3 separate regions of the Homo sapiens genome follow, and regions 2 and 3 are each linked to region 1. A link is a contact called in ENCODE Hi-C or POLR2A ChIA-PET data. All regions are on one chromosome and are shown on one strand. Each heading gives the region's core, a stretch centred on a gene start or an enhancer-like site at or near the end of the contact. The rest is flanking DNA. Distances are from core to core; before and after follow the strand shown.

Region 1 (3,703 bases), core at 596-3,095:
TAATTCTTTCATAATTCCTTCCCATTTTTATCCCCTGATTTGGGGAGGAGGGAAGACATTCTGCACAACTACCCCCAGCCCCTGCTAGGTTGCTGCTGAATTCCTGCATTAGTCTCTTTACTAAGGAGATTTACTTCTCTTTTCCTATATTTTCCCATGTTGCCTGACCACATGCATTGCCATAGTTAAAGGAAAGGTAATATCTCTCAGCTATCCAAAGGGACTATAAAAAGAACAGATTCCAACTAGAGATATGTTTGGAAGACTCTTGAGAAAGGTGAAGGGACAACAAACTGGTATTCACTCTCCAATTTCAACAAGATCCTATGAATATCTGCAAGATGATGACTAGGTGCTAGGGTTTATTGGTAAATTTTACTCAACTTCTTCTTCCCACCAAAACCACCTTAATCACACCCGAAACCACACCCTACATCAGATCCTATCATTCCCCTGTTAAAACACACACACACACACACAACAAACAAACAAAACACTTGAACAGCTTTCCATCATTCTTAGCACAAAGTATAAACTCTTTCACAAATACAAAAATTAACCAGGCATGGTGGTGCATGCCTGTAATCCCAACTACCCGGGAGGCCGAGACGAGAATAGTTTGAACTTGGGAGGTGGAGGCTGCAGTGAGCCAAGATCGTGCCACTATACTCCAGTCTGGGCAACAGAGCGAGACTCCATCTCAAAAACAAAACAAAACAAAAAAACTCTTCCAGGGTTTCCTGCATGGTCTGGCCCCAAGCCATTCTCATCTCAGGCCACTCTGCTCCTTAAGTTCCATTTCTGGGAGTCCTTAAACAGGTAAAGCCCTTTCCTGTTTTATCTTGGGGCTCTGGACGAGTTGTTCTTTCTGTTTACAAAGCCACACCCCACCAGAGCTGCCTGTCTTGATCTGTTAACCAAGTGTAGGCTATTTTTTGGTTTCCCTTCCTGCTCCACCCCCAACACCTGGGGAAAGGCTAGGTAGCATGTTGTTTGAGGGGCTCTGCCTTCAGGCTGCTTGAGTTCAAATCCTGGATCTACCACTGGCTAGCTGCTCTGTGACTTTGGGCAAGTTACATAACATAATTATTTCCCCATCTATAATTTGGAGATGATTAAATATATTTTGAGGATTAGATTTGTTAGCAGATGGTAAGTACGTGAAACAGCAATAGAAGTTCTCCTTTTAGCATATACTCCAATTTTCTTCTACTTATTTGTTTGCCAAGTTTGAGCCTGTTACCTTGAGATTGCTATGGTTGCCTTCTCAACCTCCCCAACTCCTACCCTCCAGCTGATTATGGTCTACTTATTGGACTCTGTAAATGAATAAAGAGGGAGCATGAGGAAAGGAGGTAGTCCTTCTAGCTTTAGGAGAGGCCACGGGAGTGAGCTTGTTGAACAAGACATGGTCGTGGCTTCTCTTTAAGCTTACGGTTTAGGCGGACACAGATGATGAACACACACCGGATTAGTGTGGCTTTAAGAAAGGGAATCCCAGGGCCTTAGGCCAACCCTGGAGTAACCTCGATGCCCTCTCCAGAAGGGCACCCGAGGAAGGGTCTAGGGCCCAAGAGCACCAAAATCACCAACGCCGGGGATTGGTAGGTAGCCTGAAAAATCTAATTCAGAGAAGGATGCTCCGCGCGCAGACATGGCTTATCCCCGTGCTACTGCATGAGCCACACCTAGGCCGGCCCCGGACACCGACAGCCAATGGCCGGGCCCGTCCCGCCCCATCCGGGATTGGCTGTGCGTGCCGCGGCCCTCCACCCCGCCCCGCTCAGGATCTTCCCGGGATTGGCTGAGCTACCCGACCTCTCCAGGGGATCGGCTGCGCGCCCCGCCCTTGCCCAGAGTCTTCCCGGGATTGGCTGCGGGCCTCGCGACCCTCCTGCTTCCCTCCCCGCCCCGCGCCGCCTCTCTGGTTTGTGCGCCCGTCGCAGGTCGCAGGCCTCTTTGTCAGCTGGAGTTGCGCGGTGAGTGCATCTCCAGTCTTCGGCTTTCGGTCTCCCGCGGGGAGGGCGCCCGGCCGGCCCGTGGGTCCGATCAGGGGCTGGGCTCGCCCGGTGTCCCCACGAGCTTTGCCCGCCTCGAGCTCCTCTGCTCCCGGCGGCCAGAACGGAGGGGTAGAGCAGCCCTCGGCGGCCCGGGGGGCGGGCGGCGGTGCCCGTCCCGGGGCTGCGCGAGGCACAGGCGCCGCGCCCAGCGGAACAGCCGGAGGTTCCCGGCGCAGGTCTGGGCACCGTAACAATTTTGCGCTTTGCTTCCCCAGGGCTGACGCGCCACTATGTAGCGGGTTTCGGGCGGGCCACGCGTGCGGGACAGGAACCCAACCCCAGCCGACCTTGAGCTCCAGGAGTTCGTCTCTTACGTCTGCGGAAGTGCAGCTGCCTCAGTTCTTAGCGCAGGTATGTTCCTAGCCTTGAGCGGGGTGGGGGAAGGAATGAGTCAGCCTGGAGCACGTGGCCAGTGGGACCGGAGGGTTCCCCGGCGTCTGTTTGTCGCCAAGGTCCGAATCCGGCTCCCCTTAACTGGAAGGAAACATCCATGTAGGGGCTCACCAAACAAAACAGCTGTGTTTCTAGTGTGGTTTCAGACTTAGAGAAGCAGAGATCCACGAGGTATTGAGAGCAACGCGGAAAATAGTAGTGAACCCTGTAAAAATCAAAGAAAAAAAATCACAAAGCACCCTTTCCTGTGCCCTTTTAAGGTTGACCCAGTGCTTTAAGAGGCTAACACAGAAGGGTAAAGTAAGTCTCCATAAAACCCAGAGAAGAGACTGGAAAGCTCCTCTTTGGATCCTGTCTGGAGTCACAACTGAACCAGAAAAAGTTTCGTTACAACTTGAGCGCCTTTGTGATTTTCTTTACAGTTTATAGAACAAGCAATACATTTCAGTTTTCTTTGGTTAAAACGTCATTTTAAAACTTTTCTTTCTATAGGTTGACAACTACAGGCACAAGCCATTGAAGCTGGAATGTCCTGTTGCTGGTATTTCAATTGACTTAAGCCAACTATCCCTTCAGTTACAATAGGAAAGTGCCTCTAATAAGGCCAAATATGCGTACTAACTTGTAGCAACCACGTGTCCGTGCAGTGCCACAGGAGCTAGAGCAGTGACAATGCTGGTGGCAACAGGGCAGTGTAGCAGGTGCTTCATGTTCACCTTTTCAACCTTTTCATTTAATTGTCACAACTCGGAGGTGGATTCTGTTAGGGACAGGCTGCCCCAGGACCACTCCGCCCCCGCTAACTCAATGCAGCTGACCCTTACCCTGAATACTCTGCAGCTGCATTCCTGAACCGTTATCTAGGCGCTATAGCAAGGTCACCAGACTTGCTACACCGAAGCCCTCTGGGTGGCACGGGGGAGGTCATGAGAAACGTGGATTACACCCCCTTGTAAATTCCTATTTTCACAAGATAATATATTGTAAGCCGGTCATGAGATTATATGTGGTAAAGTTAATTGACTAACAACCCCAGGGTCTCTCTCCCCCATATAAACCCCTCATTTTGTAAGCTCAGGGCTGCCACCTCCGACTGGTGGAGAAGCCTGGCAGGTTAATAAACTTACTTGGCCTGACCTTGGGTCTCTTGTCTTTTCTCTCGGCTAACCTTACAGATTCTATTCTCCCATTTCACAGGTAAAGAAATGGATTAGTGATAACTCAAGTTTCATCACCTGTGAGTATCTCTG
Region 2 (3,703 bases), core at 383-2,882, 880 kb after region 1:
TTCAGATCCCTCAGGGGCCAGTGGTCTAAATGCCAAGAGAGAAAAATGGAGGGTTTCAACTCACCTCTTCAAGCGACTGTCTGGGGCTCTCCAAGCAGCAGCAGGCAGGCAGCTCTCATTCCTTGTGGGTGAACCGAGCAGCTCCTTGGGCCGCCGGAGTTGTGACCAGCCTCAACTTCGGTGAACAGGTGCCTGGAGGAAGGAGGACGGCATTGGTCGCTCCAGACCAGGAAATGGGTGACATCACGGAAGCCCCGACAGATAAAGCATTGCTGAGACCTTAGGGATTGAAAGAGTCAGGAGGCCCCGCCCACCTGTCATTTACCTGAATACCTGCAAGCAGGTAGGTGGCGTCTCTTTGTGGACAAATAAATCAGTTAGAGCAATTTGCCAGGTGGAATTTACTTTCTTTCCTGAGCACAGCACGTGTCCAGCCCCGTGTTCAGATCTGAAGTCAAATGCCTGGTTGTTTCCCAGGCCCTCCCCTTTCCCCATATCTGCCCACAAAGGAGTTAAAAGGGAAGTTTAAACACCAAAATGAGACAGTAATTTAGCAGACACAAAAAGGAAGAGTGTGAAGCCGAACTTCTTAGAAATATCTGAGGTGCCTTTTCGAACCGCATCCATTTGAACACCAAGTGTTTCTCTAATTCCAATAAAATGACAAATTTAAGTTGACATTTCCAATTCATCTTTTAAACAATTTGAAATAGGATACCTGTCAGCAGTTTCAAAGTGGTTTTCAAACACTTTTGCGCTACCCCCTCCCCCGCCCAGCATTTTTAATTCCATATTCAGGAATTTGCAAAACTTCAGTCATTCCTATCTCGGCTGGCTTGGCAGTTAGAGTCATACGGCAGTTACAGTGCACTGCAGGCCTGCAATTAGGAGCAATTTAAATGATTCAGATTGGAATGGTAGTACTGTCATTAGGCGATGTTGTCTGCTGATATAGCCAGGAAAGAGACGTCAGAGTTATTTCTGTCCCAAGCGTGGTGTGTGACCCTGGACAAGTCACTGGTTGCTTCACCTTTTCCAGCAGGAAAGGAGGCGTAAACTCATCCAGCACCAGAGCAGGCAGCTGGGAGGTATCCCAGGACTGTTAAACTCTCTGGCATCTTCCCAGGAGGGCTGTAAACATCTCCCATCATCCCATTGAAACGCTGCGTATTTTTACCACCTGCATCCAGCATCCCTGGAACTCATTACCTGAGGAAACTGTGGATTCCCCGTCCCGGAAGATGGCCTGCCTGCCCAGAGAGAATTTTTTTTCCCCTTCAGGAAAATAAATGTTGACATTCCTATTTTCCTCCTACTTTTGCCTCCCTCGTCTTCTTCTTTCCCTCCTCCTGATTTTGGGAATGCTTTTGTTCCACCGGTTTTAATATTGGACTACCTAGAGGTTTTGGGGTTTGGTTTGGGGGAGGGTGGAGGAAGAAGGAAAAATGGGAGAGGGAAGAAAAGGAAGTCCGGATTCCCACAGCCTGGGCCTCAGCTGGCTGCAGTCAGTCAATAGCTCGCAAAGCAAGGGGGAGGAGAAGGAAGAGAAATTGTAGTCGAGGGCGGGGTCTGGGGGCCGGCTCTGGTGCTCGACCTCAGGGGAGCTGGCTCCTGTCCCCGATCCGCCCCAGACAGGTCTAAGCTACCTCTTTGCACCTGGGAACTCTGTGCCTTTTGAGAGTTGAAGGCTTAAAACAACAACAACCACCACAACAAAACTATTCACCTTTTTATCCAATAGAAACTAAGGTAGGTGTGGCTATTCCTTTATTATTTAAAAGAAAAAAAGGGAGGTAACAAAACCTTTTACACTCAGGTGTTTCAGGAAAAGGTTTCACGCCACTAGTTTGATAATTGAGAAACATCACTCACACAAAGGCCCCCCTCTTCACGCGGACAGGGTGTCCCCTGGGCAAGGGGGAGGGGAGGGAGAGCCCGCCAACCTGATGAATCATCTAGAAGGCCACGCCTTCAGCGGTCTTGCCTTTGGCGAAGGGCAGGATCCAACTTGGGAGGGGATCACAGGCTTCGGTTCAAGGCCTTGGGTGGGCAGGGGAAGGGTGTAGGTGAAATGAATTCGCATAAAGCTTCACCGAACAGCCTGGAGATCGTGAGGTTTCACTTGCCATGTTCACATACACACAGTCATCTACATATGTGGTGTGATGAATTGTTGTAAAACAGAAAGAAAATAGAGAAATAAGAGTTAATCCAGGAGTGGAGCTAACTCCCAGGTATAGTGTATAAAGGAAGAGAAAAAACTACACAATTAGCCTTCTCAGGTGAGATCTTTCTTGGTACTCCTGGATTTCGAATAATATGCAGGGGTTAAAAAAAATAATATGGGCTTTTTTTTTGGGCCATTAGGGCTGTTACATTATCATGGAAATTATATTTCTAAACTACTAGAAAAAAATGTAATCATAAAAATGAACATTGTGTTTAACAGGTGCTACTTATTGTTCTGAGCACTTTATACAAGAACCCTGTGTCAGGTATCATTGCTATTTGCATTCTACAGCTGGGAAAACCAAGACATAGTGAATCTGAGAAACTGCCTAAGGACAAGCTCATCGGCAAGCGGCAGAGCAGTTTTTAATCAAGGCCCACTTTTTAACCACTGGAAAGAAAAGAGGGAAGGTTCTGATTTCATGCTCACTGGGACACTTCCTGGACACATTCAGCTTCTTACCCATTATTCAGAAGGAGAAGTAGAAACCTGTAGAAGTAGCCCTGGGGAGGGTAGTTTCTGATAAAGGATGTCTCCATTTGGAAATTAATTAGTAATCTGGTCTATATGCTGAAAGTGTGTGTATAATATATATATATATATGTATATATAAATATGTATATATTCATAAATTCATGCATATATTTATGAGAAATCATACCAGGAAATCCATCGCCCCTGGGTGCACACTTGAAATCATCTTTTGAGAGCTTATCAAATCAACCCCAAGATGGAAGGCCAGCTTGAGGGACCCCTCAAGAATGACCAGTTGTAACTCTCTATGACATCTTTTATGGTCATTTTTCTCTGTAACTTCTGCGGCCTATCACTTTAAAATCTGAAAATTTAATCCGAGTGGCCATAAGAACATGGAACTGCATACATTTGGAAAATATGAGACAATGAAAAATTAAGTTTCATTATAAACCACTACCAGGAAGAATGGTTTAGACTAGGCTTGGCAAATCCTGGACATATAGTGCTCCATTCCCCCCTCCCATACCATTCTCACTGTCATTGCTAAAGACCATGACACTTTTCAACTCAGAAGGAACTTTGGAATCTTGAAGATATTACTCCAGGCACACTAGCAGTTGGTTTTACCCCCCAAGATCAAACCCTTTTCTTTTACTTTCTTACTTTCTTTTCTTTCTTTCTTTTTTAATTTTTTTTTTTAGAGACAACTCTCCCTTTGTCATCCAAGCTATAGTGCAGTGGTGCCATCATGGCTCACTGCAGCCCCAACCTCCTGGGCTCAAGTGATCCTCCCACCTCAGCCTCCCAAGTAGCTGGGACCACAGGCACGTGCCACCATGCCCTGCTAGTTTTTAAATTTTTTCTAGAGATGAGGTCTCACTATGGTGCCCAGGCTGTTCTCAAACTCCTGACCTCAAGTGATCCTCCCACCTCGGCCTCCCAAAGTGCTGGGATTACAGGTGCGAGCCACTTGGTCCCCTTTTCTATCTCTAGTTG
Region 3 (3,703 bases), core at 549-3,048, 670 kb before region 1:
TTGTAGTAAAATCACTCCAAAAAGAGATGAACTGGAACTGAAGAGCCTAGAAGTGAAGATATCAACAGCAGGTTTCTCTAAGAGTCCCAATGAGGTACTGACTGAGGTTTGACTTTGAAGCTGAAGTCTGGGGAAAGGTGTTAAGAGGTAGAACTGTCAGGATCTCGTGATTGTTTGGATATGAGTGTGGCACAAAGGGGTCGAAGATGACTCCCAAATAGGACTGGCTATATAATTTGTGGGGCCCAGGGGGAAAAGAAAATGTGGGGCTCACTGTTTAAATCTCAAGCCCAGGACAGCAGAACATTAAACCAAGTGCAGGTCCTTCTCAGCTCCCTTAAAATGGCCTTGGTCCTAAGTTTCTGGCTAGGTTAAACAAGTGAATGGATGGTTGTAGCCTTTTTAATAGTAAGTATGACAGAGTCCAGTTTTGAACATTTTTGAGTTTGAGGTGCCTATGGAAAATTCAGTTAAGTTCAGGGCTGGAGACGTAATGCGTAAATTTGAAGTGGAGACTGAGTAACGGATCAGACTGCCCCACTTATGTGTAAAGCAAAAATAGAACCAGATGGAAAAACAATCATCTGAAACAGAAGCTGATAACTTAGGCGGGAAATGAGGAAAGCCAAGGCACAATTTAAATACCAACTCCAAGAAGTTTTGTCTCCTTTCAGTTTCACTCATTCCTCTATGTTTTATTTTACTGTTACAAATCTGCAGCCTGCCTATTGTCTTTAGCTGATTTTTTCTGCATGTATTTGGCTGTATGACTTTAAGCTCCTTGAAGAGAGATTTTACGTCTTTTATCTTCAGAATGAGCCCTCCAGTGACATATATCTAATAGGTCTCTAAAAAGTTAATTATCTAAGAAAATCGTTCCAAAGGTCAAAACTTGACTCATTTTTTTCAACAATGTTTTAGAATGAGACTTTTTAAAGAGAAACTACTATAATTGTTCAAAGGAAAAGTAAGTTAGGTAAGGGGGAAAGTTACTGAAAATTATCTGTATTACAATAAATCACCCTAGCGATTACGTGTATGTATATATTAACACACACACATATGCATGTACATGTATGCATACGTATAACTAGATTTTGGGGGGATGAGGAGCCTTTTAAACCATTCTAAGTTACAAGTTTACAATGCAGGTCAGGAAATCTTGGATAAATCATTTTTAAAAGTGAACAGGAGATAGTTTTAGACTGGTGACTAAATCTTCAAAAACCAAAGCGTGAGGGGAAATCTGGGATGTCTGCATATTGGAGATGGCAGAAACAAAAAACAAAGATGGCAAGCTGACACCGGGGCAACAGCTGACCCGTTTCTTGTAAGAGGAGCCTTCTCGCTGGGGCTGCGGTTATTTTTATCCAAATCTCTGCTGGCGGCTGAACGGGGTACGTCCCTGGCACGTCCCAGCGCAGGCTTCCAGGCTGGCTCGACCGCCTCCCAGGCTCTCCGGAAGGAGACCCCTCCTCACCCCCTCCGAGGATCAGCCAGGCCGGGCCGAGCCCGAGGCCGCCCCTGGCTCCTGGTCCCTAGCTTGTGCCAGCATCCTCGGCGGGGCACAGCTCCTCCCGCCCCGCCCCGCCCCGATCGGCCCCGCCGAACCCAGACCCTGCGGCCCGCGCCCCCCGCACCCCCGGCCAGGGCTCCCGCGGGCCCAGCCGGCAGGACGCGGCCTCCCCCGCTCCTCCAGCCCGCGGCCGCGGCGGTACTCACAGACCTGTTCTGCAGCCGCCGCCGCCGCTGCCGCCATCTTCCCGCGCCCGCCGCCGCCGAGCTCCCCGCCCGACTGTGCCCGCCCCTCCGCGACCGCACCCTGCGCGCCTGCGCTTGCGCCCTGGCGGGGACTGGGGGCACCCGCTGCTCACACCCTCCCCTCCCCAGCCCGCATCCCTGACGACCCGCATCCCAGCCCTGCGGGCTCAGGCTCTGCGGCGGCCCCTGCACCTAGGACCTTGGCCTGGGGCGCGTTGTATTGCACAGGGGCCAGAAGGGGCCTATGGGGATTCCGCTCCACCCCGGGCCGCCTGCAGATTCCTCAGAAAGGGCACCCTCAAAAATCGAGGACGCTTCTCCCCTTCCCCTTTGTTCCCCATCGCTGAAAGATCGGTGCCATCCGGAGCTGTGAGGCTCTCTTTGTTTCTCGGACCAAGGTCTCCTTGGCTAGGGTGGGAGGGGCCGATATCGAGACCACAAGTGGACGCGGACCGGCGTGGTGACTGCGTGGGCAGAAGTGAACGAGTGGTCACTTAGGTGGCTGGAGTCTTGAAGACTGAGAGTCCTCAAGGAGGACGTTGAATCCTTCGGGCTGCTTGACTTCGGAGGCCTATGAAGTCTGATGTTTTTATCCTGCGATACTGGGGATGGATTTTTCATTTAGTGTTGGAGATAGTGTTACCATGTATATCCTCGGGAACCTAATTGAACGGACATTTACTGAACACCGGGAAGCCACTCAAATGTACGAGTTACTTGAGTAGACATTCATTGTTCCCTGTTGTAGATATAATCCAATAATTATTTTAGCTGAAAAAAAATGCAGTGAAGTCAATAGCAACTGTTCCTCATGTAGCTGAATCACTTCTAATAAGCACCTTTGGGCCCTAGTACTGTCTAATTCAGTGGGAGTCAGTACCTAGCTGGTCATCAGTCTCTCTGCATTTCTTTTTTCCTAAATGCTGGAACCACTTGACTCATATCTCTAGACTCACTCCTCTCTGAGTCTGTGGGACAAACATGCATTTTAGGCAGGAAAATTCTAAGTTAAAGCCCAATGATGCAGGAGTCAGCAGTAAGGCTCTGTGTTAATATTCTGCCTGTGGTCTCATTGATCAATTTGCACAACTGGGCTTTTAACTGATTCTGAGTTCCTATCTTCTAGTCCTTAATTCCTAAGCTTTGCGTTTTTCTCTCTGCTGGGAAAGTTCTTCTTCCCTGGCACGCGCACTCTTATTCATCCTTCAAGAACTATTCTATTCAAACGTCATATTTTCTCTAAAGGCTTCAGAGGCTCCCACAGATCTGTTCCTTAACTGTGTGCCTAGCCTTTTCTAGCACTTCAGATTGCATTGTATTTTTATCTTGTCTACCTGCTGATTTCATTCAAAAGATGGTGTGTTCTATCTGGAAGGTAGGTGTCTTACTCATCGTTTAATCTCCAATGTCTAGCACAGTAATTAAACTTAATAGATATCTTAGAAATCTGCCCAGTATCCCAATTTCTAAGCCCTGACTTGATTTTGCCAACCTCCCTCCCACTTAGGTGGTGAGATACCTGGTAGCCAATTTTCCTGAAACCAAATGCTCCTTTGGCTATTTGAATATCACCTTCTCTTGGATTCTTTCCTCATCGCTGATGTCCATCTCTGACAGGACATCCCACTATTCTTAATGCCAATTTCTATTCTCTTTTAAAGAGATCCAATTCACTCACATGACCACATTTTAATGTGGGTTATTTTCAAATGTACTATTGTCAGCCTTTTTTCCCCTGAAATAATGACATTTAAAGTCAACTCTGTGCCTGGCAATGCCTCTTTTACAAATGAAGAAATCAAGGCTTGTAGAGGTTAAATGGCTGACCATCTTTTCAACTCCTAAAGAGCCAGTATTGAATCTAGGTCCATCTGACTAGTCTTTGCTCTTTCTACCATACATCACAGCCTTTAATTTTGCTCTTTCTTTTGACTGTTGCATG

Evidence for each region. Hi-C counts contacts between places; a loop is a spot of excess contacts on that map. ChIA-PET counts read pairs that join two places held with the same protein, here RNA polymerase II (POLR2A). Pooled maps may share reads with other maps.
Region 2: a map with no recorded cell type shows a loop between it and region 1 (3-fold over the local background). The contact joins the promoter of LNX1-AS2 here to the promoter of DANCR in region 1. A Hi-C loop is called at or near these places in 2 of 37 single-sample maps with no recorded cell type and 1 of 50 pooled maps.
Region 3: a loop to region 1 is called in a map of OCI-LY7, with 12 times the contacts of the local background. The contact joins the promoter of SGCB here to the promoter of DANCR in region 1. A Hi-C loop is called at or near these places in 4 of 168 maps with a recorded cell type or tissue (B cell, CD4-positive, alpha-beta memory T cell, OCI-LY7 and 1 more), 1 of 37 single-sample maps with no recorded cell type and 21 of 50 pooled maps. POLR2A ChIA-PET finds 5 or more read pairs at or near these places in 2 of 52 experiments (WTC11 and activated naive CD4-positive, alpha-beta T cell).

Annotation. Positions count from the first base shown.
Region 1 is chr4:52,710,549-52,714,251 of GRCh38, forward strand. DANCR (differentiation antagonizing non-protein coding RNA) reads left to right here and starts at 1,846. Exons shown (of 5, transcript NR_145129.1): 1 at 1,846-1,979; 2 at 2,276-2,411; 3 at 2,946-2,994; 4 at 3,651-3,690. MIR4449 (microRNA 4449) reads left to right here and starts at 2,134; the gene lies at 2,134-2,199. SNORA26 (small nucleolar RNA, H/ACA box 26) reads left to right here and starts at 2,701; the gene lies at 2,701-2,822. RefSeq lists silencers at 1,652-2,485, 1,660-2,229 and an enhancer at 2,480-2,529.
Region 2 is chr4:53,591,324-53,595,026 of GRCh38, forward strand. LNX1-AS2 (LNX1 antisense RNA 2) reads left to right here and starts at 1,633. Exons shown (of 2, transcript NR_046827.1): 1 at 1,633-1,749. LNX1 (ligand of numb-protein X 1) reads right to left here and starts at 163. Exons shown (of 11, transcript NM_001126328.3): 1 at 65-163. RefSeq lists an enhancer at 1,343-2,255.
Region 3 is chr4:52,036,501-52,040,203 of GRCh38, forward strand. It overlaps SGCB (sarcoglycan beta), which reads right to left and starts at 1,799. Exons shown (of 6, transcript NM_000232.5): 1 at 1,727-1,799. The coding sequence starts at 1,759. RefSeq lists an enhancer at 1,212-1,331 and a silencer at 1,572-2,011.